Regions from separate parts of the Homo sapiens genome. Here region 1 is linked to region 2. Evidence: chromatin loops called from intact Hi-C (ENCODE). Cell type or tissue: MCF 10A. All regions are shown on one strand. Links, peaks and the distances in the headings refer to the core of each region. The heading gives the core; the rest is flanking DNA.

The links. Peaks named below come from ENCODE experiments on the same cell type or tissue, not always from the same donor. Only the 100,000 strongest peaks of a DNase experiment are listed, where the experiment ranks them.
Region 1: it touches region 2 in a loop (4-fold over the local background); 4 of 110 quality-filtered maps call a loop at or near these places.

Annotation. Positions count from the first base shown.
Region 1 is chr9:5,615,741-5,625,345 of GRCh38, reverse strand. All of the region lies in intron 1 of INCR1 (interferon stimulated noncoding RNA 1), which reads left to right. Among named protein-coding and RNA genes, the nearest start is that of RIC1, 8.6 kb to the left of the region's middle. In MCF 10A, for the core only: no CTCF peak of the experiment used is centred there; DNase peaks (open chromatin) are centred at 3,175 and 3,775.
Region 2 is chr9:5,759,717-5,769,321 of GRCh38, reverse strand. It overlaps RIC1 (RIC1 partner of RAB6A GEF complex), which reads right to left. Exons shown (of 26, transcript NM_020829.4): 18 at 6,662-6,781; 19 at 5,454-6,182; 20 at 3,750-3,908; 21 at 3,524-3,660; 22 at 66-352. Among named protein-coding and RNA genes, the nearest start is that of ERMP1, 69 kb to the left of the region's middle. RefSeq lists an enhancer at 5,715-6,914. In MCF 10A, for the core only: no CTCF peak of the experiment used is centred there; no DNase peak of the experiment used is centred there.

The DNA of each region.
Region 1 (9,605 bases), core at 476-8,475, 140 kb after region 2:
GGCGGCTAAGGCAGGAGAATTGCTTGAGCCTGGGAGGCAGAGGTAATAGTGAGCCAAGATCATGCTATTGCACTCCCACCTGAGTGAAAGGAATGAAATCCTGTCTCAAAAAAAAAAAAAAAAGTTACTAGGTGCATGTTTTCATCTATGAAACTTATAAACTTTTTAAATTACTAGAAATAATGTTGGTAAGAGTACACATAAGAAATGGGGATACATTTATACTCTCTTGATGGAAGTATGATTTGGTGCAATTTTTTTTTTTAATATAAGGTTTGTGGTAACCCTGTGTTGAGTGAGTCTATTGGCACCATTTTTTCTAATAGCATATGCTCACTTCATGGCTCTTATCACATTTTGGTAATTCTTTCAATATTTGAAACTTTTTCATTATTAGTATATCTGTTATGATGATTTGTGGTCAGTGGTCTTTGTTGTAACTATTGTAATTGTTTTGGGGTGTCATGTACCACATCCATGTAAGATGGAGAACTTAAGCGATAAATGTTATGTGTGTTCTGACTGTTCCATCAACTGGCAGTTCCTCTGTCTCTCTCCCTTTCTTTGGGCCTCCCTATCCCCTGAGATGCAACAATATTGAAATTAGGCCTGTTAGTAACCCAACAGTAGCCTCTAAGTGTTCAAGTGAAAGAAAGAATCCCCGTCTCTCACTTTAAGTAAAAAGCTAGAAATGATTAAACTAAGTGAGGAAGGCATATTGAAAGCAAAGATAGGCCAAAAGCTAGGCCTCTTGTACCAGTTAGCCAAGTTATGAATGCAAAGGAAAAAAAGTTCTTAAAGGAAAGTAAAAGTACCACTTTGGAGAACATAGGAATGATAAAACAAAACAGCCTTGTTGCTGACCTGGAGAAAGTTTTAATGGTCTGGGTAGGAGATCAAGCAAGCTACAACATTCCCTTAAACCAGACGCAGTGCCTCATGCCTTAATCCCAGCACTGTGGGAGGCTGAGACAGGAGGATTACTTGAGCCTAAGACTTCGAGACCAGCCTGAGCAATATAGCAAGACCCCATTTCTTTAAAAAAAAATGTTTTAATTAGCTGGGTATGATGGTGTGCACCTGTAGTCCTAGCTACTTGGGAGGCTGAGACGGGGATCACTTGAGCCTGGGAGTTCCAGATTACAATGAGCTATCTGCGCCACTGCACTCTAGCCTGGGTGATAGAGTGAGACCCTGTCTCTAAAATGAAGCAAAAACCAGTTTTTAAAAAGCATTCCCTTAAGCCAAAGCCTAGGCCAGAGCAGTGCCCTAGCTCTCTTCAATTCTGTGAAGCCTAAGGGAGGCAAGGAAACTGCAGAAGAAACATTTGAAGCTAGCAGAGGTTGGTTCATGAGGTTTACCAAAAGAAGCTGTGTCCATAACATGAAACTGCAAGGTGAAGTAGCAAGTACTGACGTAGAAGCTACAGCAAGTTATCCAGAAGATCTAGCTAAGATCTTTGATAAAGGTGGCTACATTAAACAACAGATCTTCAGTGTAGACAAAACAGCCATCTGTTGGAATAAGATGCCATCTAGGACTTCCATAGTTAGGAAAAGTCAGTGCTTGGCTTCCAAGCTTCAAAGGACAGGCTGACTCCCTTGTTAGCGGCTAATAATGCTGGTGGCTTTTTTGGTGGAAGCCAGTGCTCATTTACCACTCCTAGAATCCTAAGGCCCTTAAGAATTATGTCAAGTCTACTCTGCCTGTGCTCTATAAATGGAACAGCAAAGCATGGATGATAGCACATCCGTTTCCAGTATGATTTATTGAATATTTTAAGCTCTTGTTGAGAACTACTACTTGGAATGAAAGAGTCATTTCAAACTTTCACTGTTCATGGATAGCACATCTAGCCATCTTAGAGTATTTATGGAGACATACAAGGAGATTAATGCTGTTTCCTTGCCTGCTAATGCAGTATCCATTCTGTAGCCCATGGACCAAGGAGTAATTTTGGCTTTTAAGTCTTATTATTTAAGGAATATATTTCATAAGGCTACAGCTGCTATGAAATGCAGCTATACATAGTGAATCTGCTATACATAGTTCAAACTTTCACTGTTCACGGACAGTGCATCTAGCCATCCTAGAATTCTGATGGAGACATACAAGGAGATTAATGCTGTTTCCTTGCCTGCTAATGCAATATCCATTCTGTAGCTGTGGACCAAGGAATAATTTTGACTTTTAAGTCTTATTATTTAAGAAATACATTTCATAAGGCTAGAGCTGCTATGAAATGCAGCTATACATAGTGGATCTGCTATACACAGTGATTCCTCTGATGGATCTGAGCAAAGTGAATCTAAAACCTTCTGGAAAGGGGCCAGGTGCGGTGGCTCACACCTGTAATCCCAGCACTTTGGGAGGCCAAGGCAGGCAGATCACAAGGTCAAGAGATCGAGACCATCCTAGCCAACATGGTGAAACCCCGTATCTACTAAAAAAATAATAATTAGCTGGGCATGGTGGCACCCGCCTGTAGTCCCAGCTACTCGGGAGGCTGAGGCAGGAGAATTGCTTGAACCTGCGAGGCGGAGGTTGCAGTGAGCCGAGATCGCGCTACTGCACTCCAGCCTGGCGACCGAGGAAGACTCCATGTCAAAAAAAAAAAAAAAACTTGGAACAGTCACTACAGCCTTCAGCAACCACCACCCTGATCAGTCAGCAGCCATCAACATGGGACAAGACCCTCCAGCAGCAAAGAGATTACTATTTGCTGGAAGCTCTGAAGATCATTAGCATTTTGTTAGCAATAATATATATATTTTGAGATGGAGTCTCGCTCTGTCACCCAGGCTGGAGTACAGTGGTACAATCTCGGCTGACTGCAACCTCCGCCTCCCAGGTTCAAGCGATTCTCCTGCCTCAGCCTCCCGAGTAGCTGGGATTACAGGCGTGTGCCACCATGCCTGGCTAATTTTTGTATTTTTAGTAGAGATGGAGTTTCCCCATGTTGGCCAGGCTAGTCTTGAACTCCTGACCTCAGGTGATCTGCCCGCCTCGGCCTCCCAAAGTACTGGGATTATAGGCATGAGTCACCATGCTCGGCTGCAATAAAGTATTTTCTAAATTAAAGTATACACATTTTTTAGACAAAATACTATTACACACTTAATAGATGACAGAACAGTCTAAACATAACTTTTATAACTACTTGCAAACCAAAAAATGTGTGTGACTCATCTTATTGCAATATTCACTTTATTGGGTTGGTCTGGAACCCAGCCTGCAATATCTCTGAAGTATGCCTGGATTTCTTTCCTATGATTATTTTCTAAGGAAATAAACACTGATATTTACAGAATTTTAGCTTTAAATCTAAAGGTGTATCTAAGTGGGAATAATCTAAATGTCTCCAAAAAGACATTAATTACTGTCCTTCCTTACACCTGAGTATTTTGCAAAAATAAAAGCTTATGTTGAGGAAGAATATTTAATCACTTGGAAGTATATTCAGTATATATTAGAAAGTAATGAAAACAGATTAAATACAGTATGTAAAATATAATCTCATGTTTATAAAAAAATTACATATGTGCCTAATAAAAAATGGGGAAAATGCAATTATAGGTACTTTTTATGTTCTTCCTTGGGATTTTGGATTTGCCAAATTGTCTGTAATGAGTTCATGTTACTTTTGTGATAAGAATAAAGTTATTTTAAAAAGTTAAATTGCTTATGATTAGTAATGTCCTGTTTGTTTGTTCTGCTTTAAGTAGGACCTTGCAGAACTGGCAAGTCAAAGGGAGTAGTGTAATGTGTAGCTTCTGGCTCAGTCCCAAGCCTAGTGAGAAGAAGATGAGGAGGAAGGGTACCCTGAGTCACCAGATTAAAAGTAGGCCCTGTGTACTTTCGCACGTATTCACAGGCTTGTGATGATGGAGCTGTGGCTGGATTTTGGGTCTGAGCATACTACTCTCGGTATTTGGAGACCTCCGTAAGAACCTATGATAATATCCATTGAAAATGGTACTGCTTTCATTTATGACTTTAATATATTTTTAATATTCAACCTGATTACACTTTTATCGTATAAACTGTTGTATTTGCTTCCTGGGTGGCTTTTTTTTCTGAGATGAGTCTTGTTCTGTTCCCCTGCTTGGACTTCATTGGTAAGATCTCGGCTCACTGCAGCCTCCGCCTCTTGGGTTCCAGCGATTCTCCTGCCTCAGCCTCCTGCGTAGCTGGGATTACAGGCATATGCTACCACGCCCAGCTAATTTTTGTGTTTTTAGTAGAAATGGGGGTTTCACCATGTTGGCCAGGCTGGTCTTGAACTCCTGACCTCAGGTGATCAACCCACCTAGGCCTCCCAAAGTGCTAGGATTACAGGCGTGAGCCACCTTGCCTGGACTGGGATAGCCTCTTGATTTCATTTGTCCCTTCTGAAAGTAAGTAATATCTCAGCTGAATTGATATGATGTCTGGGTTTTGCTTCAAAATAATCTGGGGGTGAGTGAAATATATATGAAACAAAATTGGCCATGAGTTGTTTTTCTTTGAAGCTGAGTGATGAGTATAGTCCTGTACCATATAATGATGTTTCAGTCAGTGACAGCCTGCATTTAGAATGGTGGTCCCATGAGGTTATAATGCAGCTGAAAAATTCCTATCACCTGGTGACATGATACTGTCATACTGCCATAACACAATGTATTACTCATGTGTTTGTGTTGATGCCTATGTAAACAAACCTATTGCACTGCCAGTTAAATACGAGTATAACACAATTATATATAGTATATGATACTTAATAACAAATGACTATGTCACTAGTTTATGTATTTACTATGCTATTTTTCTTTATTTTAAAGGGTACGCTTTCTACTTAAAAAATAAACTTAACCGTAAAACAACTTTAGGCAGGTCCTTCAGGGAGGTATTCCAAAAGAAGGCATTGTTACAGGATATGACACCTCTATGTGTGTTATTGCCTCTCAGCAACTTTCAGTGGGAGGCCCATGTGGTGGCTCATACCTGTAATCCCTGCCCTTTCGGAGGCCAAGGTGGGAGGATCCCTTGAGGCAGGAGTTCAAGACCAGCCTGGGCAAGGTAGCAAGACCCTGTCTCTACGAATCAATTTTTTAAAAAACTAGTCAGGCATGGTGACACATGCCTGTAGTCCTAGCTACTTGGAAGATTGAGGCAGGAGTATCACTTGATCCCAGGAGTTCCAGGTTGCAGTGAGCTTTAGTCACGCCACTGCACTCCAGTGTGTGTGACAGAGTGAGACCCTGTCAAAAAAAAAAAAAAAACTTAACAGTGGAACAAGATGTGGAGGTGTAAGACACTAATATTAATGACCTGACCCCGTGTAATCCTAGGCTTACGTAGTTGTGTCTTAGTTTTTAACAAAAATGTTTTAAAAGTTTTTAAAAATTAAATTTTTTAACAATAGGCCGGGCGTGGTAGCTCATGGCTGTAATCCCAGCATTTTGGGAGGCCAAGGTGGGCGGATCACTTGAGGCCAGGAGTTCGAGACCAGCCTGGCCAACATAGCGAAACCCTATCTCTACAAAAAATTTAAAAAATACAAAAATTAGCCGGGTGTGGTGGTGTGCACCTGTAATCCCAGCTACTCAGGAGGCTGAGGCACGAGAATCTCTTGAACCTGGGAGGTAGAGGTTGTAATGAGCTGGATCCCACCACTACACTACAGCCTAGGCGACAGAGTGAGACTGTGTCTGAGAAAAAATAAAAATAAAAATGGGCCACGCTTGGTGGCTCACGCCTGTAATCCCAGCACTTTGGGAGGCTGAGGCAGGTGGATCACGAGGTCAGGAGTTTGAGACCAGCCTGGCCAACATGGTGAAACCCTGTCTCTACTAAAAATACAAAAATTAGCCAGGCGTGGTGGTGGGCGCCTGTAATCCCAGCTACTTGGGAGGCTGAGGCAGGAGAATTGCTTGAACCCAGGAGGCGGAGGTTGTGGTGAGCCGAGATAGCGCCATTGCACTCCAGCCTGGGCAACACAGCGAGACTCCAACTCAAATAAATAATAAAATAAAAATGGATAAGAGCTTATAGAATAAGAATATAAAGAAAGAAAATAGTTTTTATACAGTTGCACAACATATTTGTGTTTTAAGCTGTTATTACAAGAGTTTAAAAGTTTAAAAAACTAAAGTTTATAAAGTAAAAAATTACAGTAAGCAAAGGTTAATTTATTATTGAAGAAAGAAAAATTTGTAAATAAATTTATTGCCTAAGTGTACAGTGTTTATAAAGTCTACAGTGGTGTATAGGAATGTTCTGGGCCTTCATATTCACTCACCACTCATCCAGTGACACCCAGAGCAACTTCCAGTCCTGCAAGCTCCATTCATAGTAAGTGCCTTGTATGGGTGTATCATTTTTTTTTAAATCTTTTATACCGTATTTTTACTGTAACTTTTCTGTGTTTAGATATGCAAATACTTATTGTGTTATAATTGCCTATAGTATTCAGTACAGTAACATGCTGTACAGGTATGTAACCTAGCAGCAATATGTTATATTGTCTAGGTATGTAGCAGACTACAACATCTAGTTTGGTGTAGACTCTTTGTTCACAGGGTGACAAAATTGTCTAACAATGCATTTCTCAGAACATATCCTTGTCATTAGGCAGTGTGTGACTGTACTTGGGAGTTCACTGTGTTATCTGCTCCACTTTGGTATGTGGTTGACATTTTAAATAATATTAATAAAAAATGTAAACATTTAAATTGAAAAGAACATGTCAGTAACTGGTCATATGTGACTAACCAGTCTACTTTGTCCACAATTCTCCTCACAGTTCATAGTGTTAAATATTAGTTCAAATCATTTAATTAACCTTAAAGGCAGGATGGCTTATTGTTAAGCCTTAATGGATCTGAGTGAGACTTTCTGGGCTGGAGCATTAGCACAAACTGGAAAATAAAGCCAAACAGCCTACTATTGCTAACCAAGCAAAATGGGAAGGGTCGTTATGTTTGCTCTTCACTTTAGTCTTTTTAGAAATGAAAACTGATTGGAAACAGAATTGATTCTACATAAATTAGCCAACAGTAACAATTGTGTTTGACCATGTCCCTATCAGTTCTCTAGTATAAAAAAAAAAAGTCATACCTGCATTTTCAGTGTGTATTCTTTACTAAAATGGCAAGAGGAGTTGGAACAAGACATTTTTAACCCTATAATTCTGAGATTCCCACCCTACTCTCTATTCAGACAAATATGCCTTCAATAATTTAGCCAAAATTTCATATTCATTGTGTCAGTCCATTATCTCCTGTATGTATCAGTGAACTTAGAGTCAAATTCATTACCCAATCATGACAGACTTTTTTCATCTAGCAGAACTGAAACTCTATACCCATGAAACATCAACTTCCCTTTCCTCCTTTTCCCCAGACCCTAATAACCATCATTCTGCTTTCTGTTTCTGTGAATTTGACTACTTCAGATATCACATATGAGTAGAATCATACAGTATTTGTCTTTTTGTGCTTGGCCTGTTTCACTTAGCATAATGCCCTGAAGGTCTATCAGTGTTGTAGCATGTGACAGGATATCTTTCCTTGTTAAGACTGAATAACATTTCATTGCATGTATATAGCACATTTTGTTAATCCATTCATCCGTCCATGGACATTTGAGTTGCTTCCACAACTTGGCTGTTGTAAATCTTGGCTATTGTAAATAGTGATGTTACGAACATGGGTGTGCAAATATCTTTTAGAGACCCTACTTTCAATTCTTTTGGATATATACGCAGAAGTGGGATTGCTGAATCATATGGTACTTCTACTTTTCAAATTTTTTAGGGACCTCCATACTCTTTTCCATAGTGGTTGCACCATTTTACAATCCCACCAACAGTGCACATGGGTTCCAATTTTTCCATATCCTTGCTAACACTTGTTATATTCAGGCTTTGTTTTTGTTTTTGCTTTTAAATGATAGCTATCCTAATGGGTGTGGTTTTGGTTTGCATTTCTCTGATGATTAGTGATGTTGAGCATTTTTTCATATACTTGTTGGCCATTTGTGTATCACCTTTGGAGAAATGTTACTACCTTTGATATACTGTCACATCAGGAGATCTGCATAAAAGGTCAAACCCCAAGAGGAAATCTTTAACTTTTGGGGGATATAATTTTAAATTATCTGTCAAGTTTGAATGGGGTTATTCCTTATACTTAAAAGAGTTATAACAATCTTACAAGTATGACATCTTAGTCAGAATGGGCCTTAAACACATCCAGTCCAATCTCCTGACCCAACAAGAATATAAGTGGATTTCATAGAGTAAATTTATATATATTTCAAACATAGAAATCATTTATAAAAGCCATTAAGAGTTGGTATAAAAGGAATATACCTGTGAAACTGAACAACCAATACACTTGAATGTAAGAACTTGAAAAGAGATATGGAAAAATGGCTACCAAATGCCCCCCAAAATACATTATTTCCTTTATTGTCTTTTATTTAAAAAAATTAGGACAGCTATATTTGCAGTCATCATCTCCTGAAAATATAATTATTAATTTTTTCTGTTCTGAGCACTTTCTAATTTTTCTTTTATCATCAAAAAATAATAAGTACTATTTTTAAAATTGTTAATTTGTTATCAAGGAGATCAGTTTTCCCAAAGTGTGGTCCAGTCATCTGGATCAGAATTGTCTAGAGATATATTTAAAATACAGATTCCTTGGCCAAGTCCCAGGCTTTCTGAATCCGGAGTCCTTGATGTTGATGGTATGGCCCAAGAATTAGCATTTTTAACAAATATCCACTATGAGTCTCATGCATATTAATAAGGTTGACATTTCTTTAGGAGGAAAAAAAAGTGTCCGGTGTGTACTTTGAATATGGTCTGGAATCTCTGTACTCAACCTTCTGTTAGTTTGTAAACAAGTCAAAAAGTGCACTGGATTCCTGGGAGATATGGCCATGATCCCTTCTCCAGCAGATCTGAATTTTCTTGATTTCCTAATGAGAGAGCTGTCTAAGGATGTAAAAATTGTGCTGTGAAAACCAGATAAGACCAAGTAGTGGAAGTGACCTTGGGTCATTCAATAGCAATTATGGGCAAGTTAAACCTGACCACCTGGCCCCTGCTGATCACCTTCATATTGCCCTGCTAGCCCTAAGTTACCTTTAACCGTTTTTTTACCTGCAGGTGGAAATGTTAATATCTGTCATACCAGGTTGTTATTTTTTTAAGTGCTAGAAACCAGGCACTGGCATTAATCTGTGCCTTTAGTGGTATATTGTGGATTAGTCACAAAGAACTTTGTGTCTAATGATTGGTACTGTTACATAAATTATAACAGTAACTAGCATTTATTCTGCACTTATGTACTAGATACTGCTCTAAGCATTTTACATTATTTAATTTTTATCCTCTCAACAATCACATGAGATACATATTATCCCCATTTTACAGATGAGGAAATTGGGGCTTAGAGAAGCTCAAGGCTCACAGAGCTGGAAAGTGATGGAGTCAAAACTTGAACCCAGAATCCCCAAGTTTATCAACTTCACTATACCATCTCTTTCCACAAACTTATTTTCTCACCAACTAAATGTATATAATAATTTATGTCAGGCTGTCTTATTAACTACAT
Region 2 (9,605 bases), core at 586-8,585:
AAATGTGTAAATACACGGAGTAAAATACAATTCTCCTTGTACAAGTGACATGAAGTCTACATTACCAGTTCGGTATTTTCCATTTTTGAAAGGAGAACTGATAGAAGAGGCTGGGATGATTGGAAGTGGCCACAGGAAATCTTTGTGGAGTCTCTTCAGGGCTATTACAAAGTTGTCTACCCGGGCGGCTCGGGTACGTTCCTTGCATAGCCAACTAATTAGTTCAAAGCCCAGCTGGGCTGCAAAGCAGCCAAGGTCCTTTAACCTCACATCTTCTAAGAGGCGCCGAGCATGTCTCCAGAGCATCATGTCAATATACATGTTCTCAGCACAGTCACTGTCTTTGCTCCATCTGTAAGTGGAAACACAAGAAAGCTACAGAATAATCTTTACTGGAGGATTTCACATCCTTATTACGCAGAGGTACTGATAAAGCTGACAAGGAGATAAGAGATCCAAGATCTAATTCTGATTGACAATGAAGATAAAGTATCAACGCTTCTCCTCCGTGTTACACCACAACCCTCGGAACACAGAAGGCTCTTAAGACACATTTGTAGAATGAATACAGGGAACAGGAAAAGGGGGACAGAAGAAGTCAGACCAGGAAGCAGGTGATGGGTGGCTGACAGAAAGAAAGGCAGCAAACCTCTATGCTATATTTGAAAAGCCCAATGAAAAGAGGGAAGGAGAGCACATCAAAGAAACTAAGGATAGAGAGGCAAAGTGAAATTAAATTTCTCAGTGTGAGTCATGCAGACATATGAAAAGAATACCAACTTTTTTTTTCTTAAATGACAAGGTTTCACAATGTCACCCAGTCTGGAGTGCAGTGGTGTGATCATAGCTCACTGCAACCTCAAACTCCTGGGCTCAAGCTATCTTCCCCACCTCAGCCTCCCAAGTAGCTGGGACTACAGGTACTTGCCACCATGCCTAGCCAATGTATTTTTATTTTTGCAAGGATGGGATCTTGCTGTGTTGCCCAGACTCATCTTGAACTCCTGGCCTCAAGCAATCCTCCCACCTTGGCCTCCCAAAGTGCTGGAATTACAGGTGTTAGCCACCTTGCCAGTCCTGAAACCAATTTTTAAAAATTACAACTTGCCTAAGTATAGTCTCTCATTCCTGACTTACATGAGCTAATGTGGGGGAACTGGTTTGGTAACTGGATAATGTGGTGCTTTAAGTGAGAGGCAGTTTAGTGGTGGGGTAAAGAGCCTAGTCTCTGGTGCAGTACTGCCTGGATTCGGATCTTGGCTCTGCCACTCATTTGTTGTGTGAACATAACTAAGTTTATTTTCCTAGGCCTCTGTTTCTTCACCTATACAATGTGGATAACCCTCATAGAGTTGTTTAAAATAGGACCTATGTATGTAAATGCTTAGAATAAGGCCTGGCATGTAGTAAGCACTTGTTAAAAAACAGTAAAACAGGCTGGGCATGGTGGCTCATGCCTGTAATCCCAGCACTTTGGGAGGCAGAGGCAGGCGGATCACCTGAGGTCGGGAGTTTGAGACTAGCCTGACCAATACGGAGAAACCCCGTCTCTACTAAAAATACAAAATGAGCCAGGCGTGGTGGTGCATGCCTGTAATCCCAGCTACTTGGGAGGCTGAGGCAGAAGAATCACTTGAACCTGGGAGGCGGAGATTGCGATGAGCCGAGATCAAGCCATTGCACTCCAGCCTGGGCAACAAGAGCGAAACTCCATCTCAAAAAACAAAAAAACCCAGTAAAACATGACAATAACAAACGTTCAATAAGCTCTCACTATGTGCCCAAGCACGGTAGTAAGAATATAAACATATGTTCATGTTGTCCTGGGGAAAAAAAAAAAAAGAGAATATGAACAATATAAAACAAAGGATTAGGTAAGGAAAAAAATGAGACAACAACAGAAGAACATAGGAAGGAATACACAGGCCTCACAAACCAGAGGAAATTCTCATGATTTTATAATGTTAGTGTGAATTCATAGTCATCTCTCAGAAGACAATATCCCATCTATGGGTGATAGCAGTTTCAGTCTCCAGCATACAATTCATTTGGCTCCCCGACTGTGTAATAACTTCTCTAATCAATAGGTCACAAGAGTGTCAAATGCATTAGCACTAAATTTATATCAAAAAGTATAATTAGAAGGAAAGGTAAAATTACGACTTTAAGAAGGCTTTTGGATTACCTACAGATTTATCTATCTTCCTTTTGGTCCTCTATCATCAGAGGTAATTTAAAAGTTTGTTGCATTTTCAAATCAAAACCACAACGCAATGCCACCTTACTCCTGCAAGAATGACCATAATCAAAAAACAGTAGATGTTGGCATGGATGTGGCCATCAGGGAACACTTCTACACTGCCGGTGGGAATGTAAACTAGTACAGCTGCTATGGAAAACAGGGTGGAGATTCCCTCAATAACCAAAAGTAGAACTACCATTTGATCCAGCAATCTCACTACTGGGGTTCTACCCAGAGGAAAAGAAGTCATTCAAAAAAGATACTTGCACACACGTTTATAGCAGCACAGTTCACAACTGCAAAATCGTGGAACCAACCCAAATGCCCATCAGTCAACGAGTGGATAAAGAAACTTGTATATACGTATATATGATGGAATACTACTCAGCCATAAAAAGGAATGAATTAACAGCATTTGCAGTGACCTGATGAGATTGGAGAGTATTATTCTAAGTGAAGTAACTCAGGAATGGAAAACCAAATGTAGTATGTTCTCACTGATATGTGGGAGCTAAACCATGAGGACGCAAAGGCATAAGAATGATACAATGGACTTTGGGGACTTGGGGGAAAGGCTGGGAGGGGGTGAGGGATAAAAGACAACAAATATGGTGCAGTGTATACTGCTTGGGTGATGGGTGCACCAAAATCTCACAAATCACCACTAAATAACTTATTAATGTAACCAAATACCACCTGGACCCCAGTAACTTATGGGAAAAAAAAGTTTGTAGCATTTGGCCAGGTAGGGTGGCTCACGCTTGTAATCCCGGCCCTTTGGGAAGCAGAGGCAGGTGGATCCTTGAGGCCAGGAGTTCGAGACTAGCCTGGGCAACATGTTGAAACCCCGTCTCTACTAAAAATATGAAAATTAGCCGAGTGTGGTGGCATATGCCTGTAATCCCAGCTACTTGGGTGGCTGAGGCAGGATAATCGCTTGAACCTGTAAGGCGGAGGTTGCAGTGAGCTGAGATGGTGCCACTGCATTCCAGCCTGGGTGACAGAGTGAGACTCTGTCTTAAACAAGTTTGTTACATTCAGAACAGGTACATGAAGATCTATTCCAGAAAAAGGGGCAGAAACTATTCAGAGGGTGCTGAAGTGAACTTGGGAGGAAGGAAAAAGGGAAGCCTTCTGTGTGGCCTCTGCTTTTTGGGAATGGAAAAAGAAACTGCAATTGGATTAAATAGTTGTTTCCATTAAGACCTAATTTTGTAAATGTCTTGAAATGCAATGTGTCATGAATGCCCAAAAAGCAGTAATGGCTCTTTATTATTTTACCTTTTTCCAGAGGGACCAGATGGCATACTTAGTGTTTTCTGTAAACTGAATTTACTGGCAGGAACATTTTCAGCTGACTGGGATAAACTGATGCTTCGATTCCTGAAGAACTCAAATCCACCACTTGAACTGGGTTCCTAGGATTACACACCATATGCAGTACCATTAGAGAAAGATGCTACGTGGGTGTATGGCCTAGAGAAGATGTGTAACTTTTGCAACTAACCTGAGCTGTGGGTGTGGATGGAGGTGTCTCAGATTCTCCAGAGCCAATGGCTTTAAGAAATCGAATCATGTGTCGACAAAGGTCCCACTTGCCTTGTTCTAGTGCTGTGTTGAATAGAAGGGTAGCATGTTGCCTACTTACTGCAGGGACTTCCATATTCTACAAAAAACAACCAGGACAGCATTCTTTTTATACTACACAATTTGGGAAGATATGAGCAATTCTTTATCTCGTTTTCTAAACTCAAAGAATGTAGCCACACCACCACAGGGGTTAGTTTAATAATAAGATTAAAAAGTACCATACAAGGAAAAGCGAGGCAAGTACTCTTCTGGTGTATGTAAACTATAATTTATTAAACTCCTACTACATGCCAGATAGCATACATATACTTTAAGTCATTTCATTTATTTCTCCCAGTGACTCTGCAGATAGGCATATCATTTGTATTTTACAAGTGAGGAAACTGAGTTAAGTAAATTGTTGAAGATCAGCAGAAAAGGAAGAAAAAAAAGGGAGGTTTGCCTGACTCCAAAATAGGTCAGGTCTGTCTCCTGTTGCAGAGTTTTCTGAGGATGTGACTAGAATCTTTGCTTTGGGCAATAGCAAGTAGTAAAGTTCTGCTGCACATTCAGAATCCTCCATTTTTCTTTCACAAATTTAACCTGCCTATCTTGGTCTTTATGGAAAGGTGCCTAATAGACAACTGTAATTGTAATTATTATCTGCCAATCCATAGCAACTTAGGAATTCTGTTGCAGAAAAAAATTACATTGTCAGGGAGATACAGTGAAGTTGCAGGGAGTGACCCGGAACCAAAAAACAGCTGCATTTATTTTGATTCTATTTTTAAAACCCTATGTCTTTTTCTTTAGGGTTAGCCATGGAATCATACTTCAAGGCCACCTGGCCTCTGCTTGAGTGTCTCCTCTGGTTTCAGTTCATTGTCATGAAGCAAAGAAGCTGACAGGAAATCTGCTTCAGGCAGAGATTGAAACCAGGTTTATGGTTAGCTTCTTACATCAATGGAAACAACTTTGCAGTAACTGGAAAGAATCTTTAAGTGTAGCCTATCAAATAACCAACTGTCAAGCCCTTTTGTCAAATAGCTAATGAAATAAATTTTCAGGAGTTGCAAAGAAGCCATTATTTTGAGAAAAACTGTGTGCTATGAGGGTCTTTGCTGTGGCAGGCCTGAGCCTTCTCAGCTTGCTTTGGGGAAGACTAGCTCAAGGTGCTCTGTTATGACCATGCTCTAATAAGTGTCCCCTCAGTAACCCACACTGAAAGGAAACAAATCTACTGTTGTGAGAAGCTCAAACTCACTAATATCTCAAATAATACTTTCTTTGCTATGTTTCTTATGTAATATTTCAATAATCTTATGTAATATTTCTTCCATGTTCCTATTACATGTATTCTAATATACATATTAAATTTCTTCAATATATTAAAATTTCAAAACACTACTCTGAACTCATTAATCTGTTTTAGGCCTATTTATGGACAATGGAAAAAATATCTCTGCAATGTTACTTTATGATATTCAAAGGAATCTGTCTGAATTCTTCCAAATTAAAGATATAAACAGAAAATTTGACTATGAATTCCTTAAACACAATCATGGTGTCAAAACAGGACATTTCTATTTTTCTAAGTTTAAGCTCATTAATTCTTGCCCCTTTATAAGAAGAGAATTGTTACCTGTAAGATAATAAGGTAAGAGGCAGCTGTGTCCAAATCCTGAGCCATCAAACACTCCTCAAACAAGTCCTTAGGGTTTCCAACAGCTGCAAAAAGGTAATTCCACAGGGCATATTCGGTCTTCCTGGCACAATGGACAACTGTCTGCAGGAAGAGGGGGAACTCAGTGATAAATTTTGCCACAGTGGGAAGCAGAGGGTCGGGAATGGGCTCCCGTGAGGTAGCTTCTTCTTCCAGTACTTCATGGAGCATGAGCTCCAGCACATGAGGGAAGTAAGGTAATGTGGCACAGGACTGGGCCAAGAGCAAGGCTTGCTCCCCAAGGTTTCTGACCAGAAGTTGACGTAGAATGTGGTGGAGGTAGATCTGAGAGGTTCTCTCCACAACACAGAAAGGGAAGAGCACCTCCAGCTGTTCTCTAGCATTGTTCCGAGTATATAAAGAATCATAGAGCAAAGTGTCATTGACAGCACCAAGGACTAAAGCATCTTCAAACAGAACAGCTAGCGGGTAAATGTTGATGTGGAAAGGCAGCATGATCCGCTGGGACAAGAAGGAATGGGGCTTGCGGTGATCCCTAGGGAAGAGAGGGAGCCAAACTTTCATCCCTGCACCACCACAGCTCAGCCAGAGGGCCTCCAGAAGGTGACGTTTCTGTTTATTTGCTCGACACGTTGTCCAGACATTTTCAACAGACTGGGCTAGTACAACAGGAGGACAGAATGGCAGCTGGAGAAGGAGAGACAAGAATCAAGTTGTTTTCCTATTAAATCTGCAGGTTCTTAAGTTCCTAGGTACTAGTTTACTAAGTCTTTCAAATGATAGTATAATATTTTTTTGGGAAAAGCAAAGGGATCTAATTAGAATTAGAGTTAATAAAAGTATCCTGGCCTTTTAAAGTATATACACTTAAATCTGAAAACAAAACACCCCATGAACTTCACCAGTCTATCCCTATTTTTTCCATTAGAATTTGCAATGAATGATGCCTAAGCAGTTAACATATGGAGTATGGAACATTTCATGATCATTTTGGGACCTTATCCTCCAGTCAGTCAGTCTTACACCCAGAGGCTTAAGACTGATTTTATGGACTTAATTTCTCCTTTCCAAATCATAAAATACTCTTCTCTTAAATTGTTTCATTCCTTCATCCTCATCCCATACCTTCTTAATGTTTGAAAAGAAATGACTAGTACTTTACTCACAAGTTTCCTTTGGTTATTAGGGTTACTGTCCTTCTCCCGGATCTGTGGGCCTGACCTGTCCCTCTGCATCATGATGAGCTGTCCTGCCAGGTTTAACATAATGCTCTCTGCACCACGAGCCTGAAATTTAAGAAAAAGCAGCTAAATTCATACTTCTGTATCGGTATGCTTTCCGCATCTCCCCCCAATCCATAAGGTTTATAGGTCAAACAATCTACATTATTTATTGAGGTTGTACTATGTACAGCCATTCTGCTAGGCTCTGTGGGAATATAAGGAGCTTTCTGGCTAGGATGGTACAAAGCCTAACACATAATGCAATTAATGAACACCACCAGTGACATAAGATTGAGGGCAGAGTTGAATTATCCTGAAAAAGCTAAGACAACTTTAGAAGTTTATAAAAATGAGAGATCACTTCAGTGATCTAGCTGTCATAACAACAGAAAGTTTAAAAGGATGCAGTGAACCTGACAGATGAGGAAGACATACACGTGTGGGAGAGTAAGGGTTGGTAATCTAATGGAAAACGAAGACATGGAACTATTGGGAAAGTGAGAACAGTCTGGCTAGACTAGGGACATTATGAGAACAAAGCTGGATGGTAACAGACCTTCAAGGAGGATTCAGAAAGCCAGGTAAAAGAGCAGCAGGAAAGAAGCCACTACTTATGGTTCTTGAATAAGACAGTTATTTAAAAAATCAGAGTTAATCAGGATAGGTTACTGAGGAGAGGCAGATTTCATGGGTGTTGACTTCAGAAATGAGGAAATAGTCTGCCTTTTTATAATGAAAAATTTCAATCAAACCTCAGAGAGCCTAGTATAATGATTTCCAATTGAGCCCTATCACGCAACTTAAACCATTATGCACATTAAACTTTGAGCAGCCCTGTTTTAAAAGGAACCTCAGATATCAAGTCATTTCTATCTGTAAAGAGGAAGGAACATTTTGGTTAAAAAACAGAACTTACTGCTATCCTAGACATGAAAGGTAGAAAAAGAGATGAACCAAAGATGATTTCCAGGTTAGCTGAGGTGCTAGAGAAGTTGAAGTTATTATCACTGATAGAAGACAGGAAGAGAAATTAGGGAAGGGAAAACCAAAGAGTTTCCCTTTTTCTTTTTGGCTCATTTAATTTGAAAAAATAAAAAAAAATTCTTAAGAATTCCAAGTAAAAATGTGAGCAATCACTAAATCAGAGACGACTGTACCAGCATCAGAAGCTTAAAGGTGAGGCTGGGCCAGGCTGGGCGCAGTGGCTCACACCTGTAATCCCAGCATTTGGTGGGAGGCTGAGGTGGGTGGATCACGAGGTCAGGAGTTCAAGACCAACCTGGCCAAAATGGTGAAACCCCGTCTCTACTAAAAACACAAAAATAAGCCGGGCGTGGTGGCAGGTGCCTGTAATCCCAGCTACTTGGGAGGCTGAGGCAGGAGAATCACTTGAACCCGGGAGACGGAGGCTGCAGTGAGCCAAGATTGCACCATTGCACTCTAGCCTGGGTGACAGAGCAAGACTCCGTCTCAAAAAAAAAAAAAAAAAAAAAAAAAAAGGTGAGGCTGGTAAACTGAAGGAGACAGACAGATGTTTCTCAGGCACACTAGCCAGGGTAAAAAGAGCAGCGGGCCATCACCTGAGCTTTTGGAAGACAAAAGAGAAATAGGGAAGCACAATGCTATACATGCTATATAAACAGAAGGAAAGAATTTCAGGGAGGAAAGAGTGAGTATTCAAAACTTGTGGGATTGTGTCCCAGGCTTTGCTGCATGCTGGCTGGCTGAATTTAAGCTACCAATGATCATTTAGGGTTCATCAAGAAAACAGCAGCCACCCTATATATTCTAGTTGCAAAATACTTGGCTATACAAACTACTCTTGCTTACTGCTTTCAGATTCTACAGGGGATTATGTATAAAGAAATGACTAAATAAAAAAATTGGTTATCTATCCAGAAAGTAATTTGGAGGTATGAGAAGTGAACATGGAATTTAGGTGTGTGGCAACTAGAAGAGTCAGACACCTGGATAACAGTAAAATGTAGCTAGATGGCAGAGGAAAAAGAAAAAGACAAACACCTGCAGCAAAACAGCATGACTGGGAACTGCATACACTAAAACACTTCAAAAGACCTTAAAGGCATTTACTGTAATTCACCACAATATGAGTAATGTTTATAATGACTACCTTAAGTTTTAAGATGGTAGATTTCACCACATTTCATACTAATTCATTAAAAAAGTACACTTCTCTTTTCTTCAGTGAGTGGGTATTATCAGTATCCTATCTTAGTATTCAACACTTTCTGATAACGTTAAAGATGACTGCAACAGCACTCTCAAGCAACTTTAATAAAGCTTTCAGAAAAAGCAAGGGCTACATGTATGCCCAAAATCCTAAATTTGAAGGAACCCCAAACTCAATCTCTTACCCTAAAAAAACCCCTGGCAGATGATTCTCTATGAGAGTTTCAGTAACAAGGAGCTCACTCTCATGGAGAGACTATCTTGCTGTTGAAGAGTTTTCACTGTTACTACTATTTTTTTTGAAAACTTTAGTATTAAATGAAAACTTACTTTGCTCCAGCATTCTTTGTCTTCCCTCTATGGTAATCAGTCAATTTTAACTTCTTAATCTGCTCTAGCCAAATTAAGCACCTTCTCTTTGTGAAAGGCCCTCTCAAAATATGGTATCCAGGACTACTGATGCCACTGGTTGCCTACTCTATCTGGGATATATAAGAGTCCTTTTTTAAATATGAAAACTTTAAACATGATTAAAAGTATGGAGAATAGTATAATGAACTTTCACACTGCCATTATCCAGATTCACAATTATCAAGATTTTGCCTTATGTGCTCCATCCATCCCTTATTTTTTTTTCAGTTTTGTCAGAATATTTTCAATTAAGACATGCTACCCATTTTACTTCTACATGTTTAAT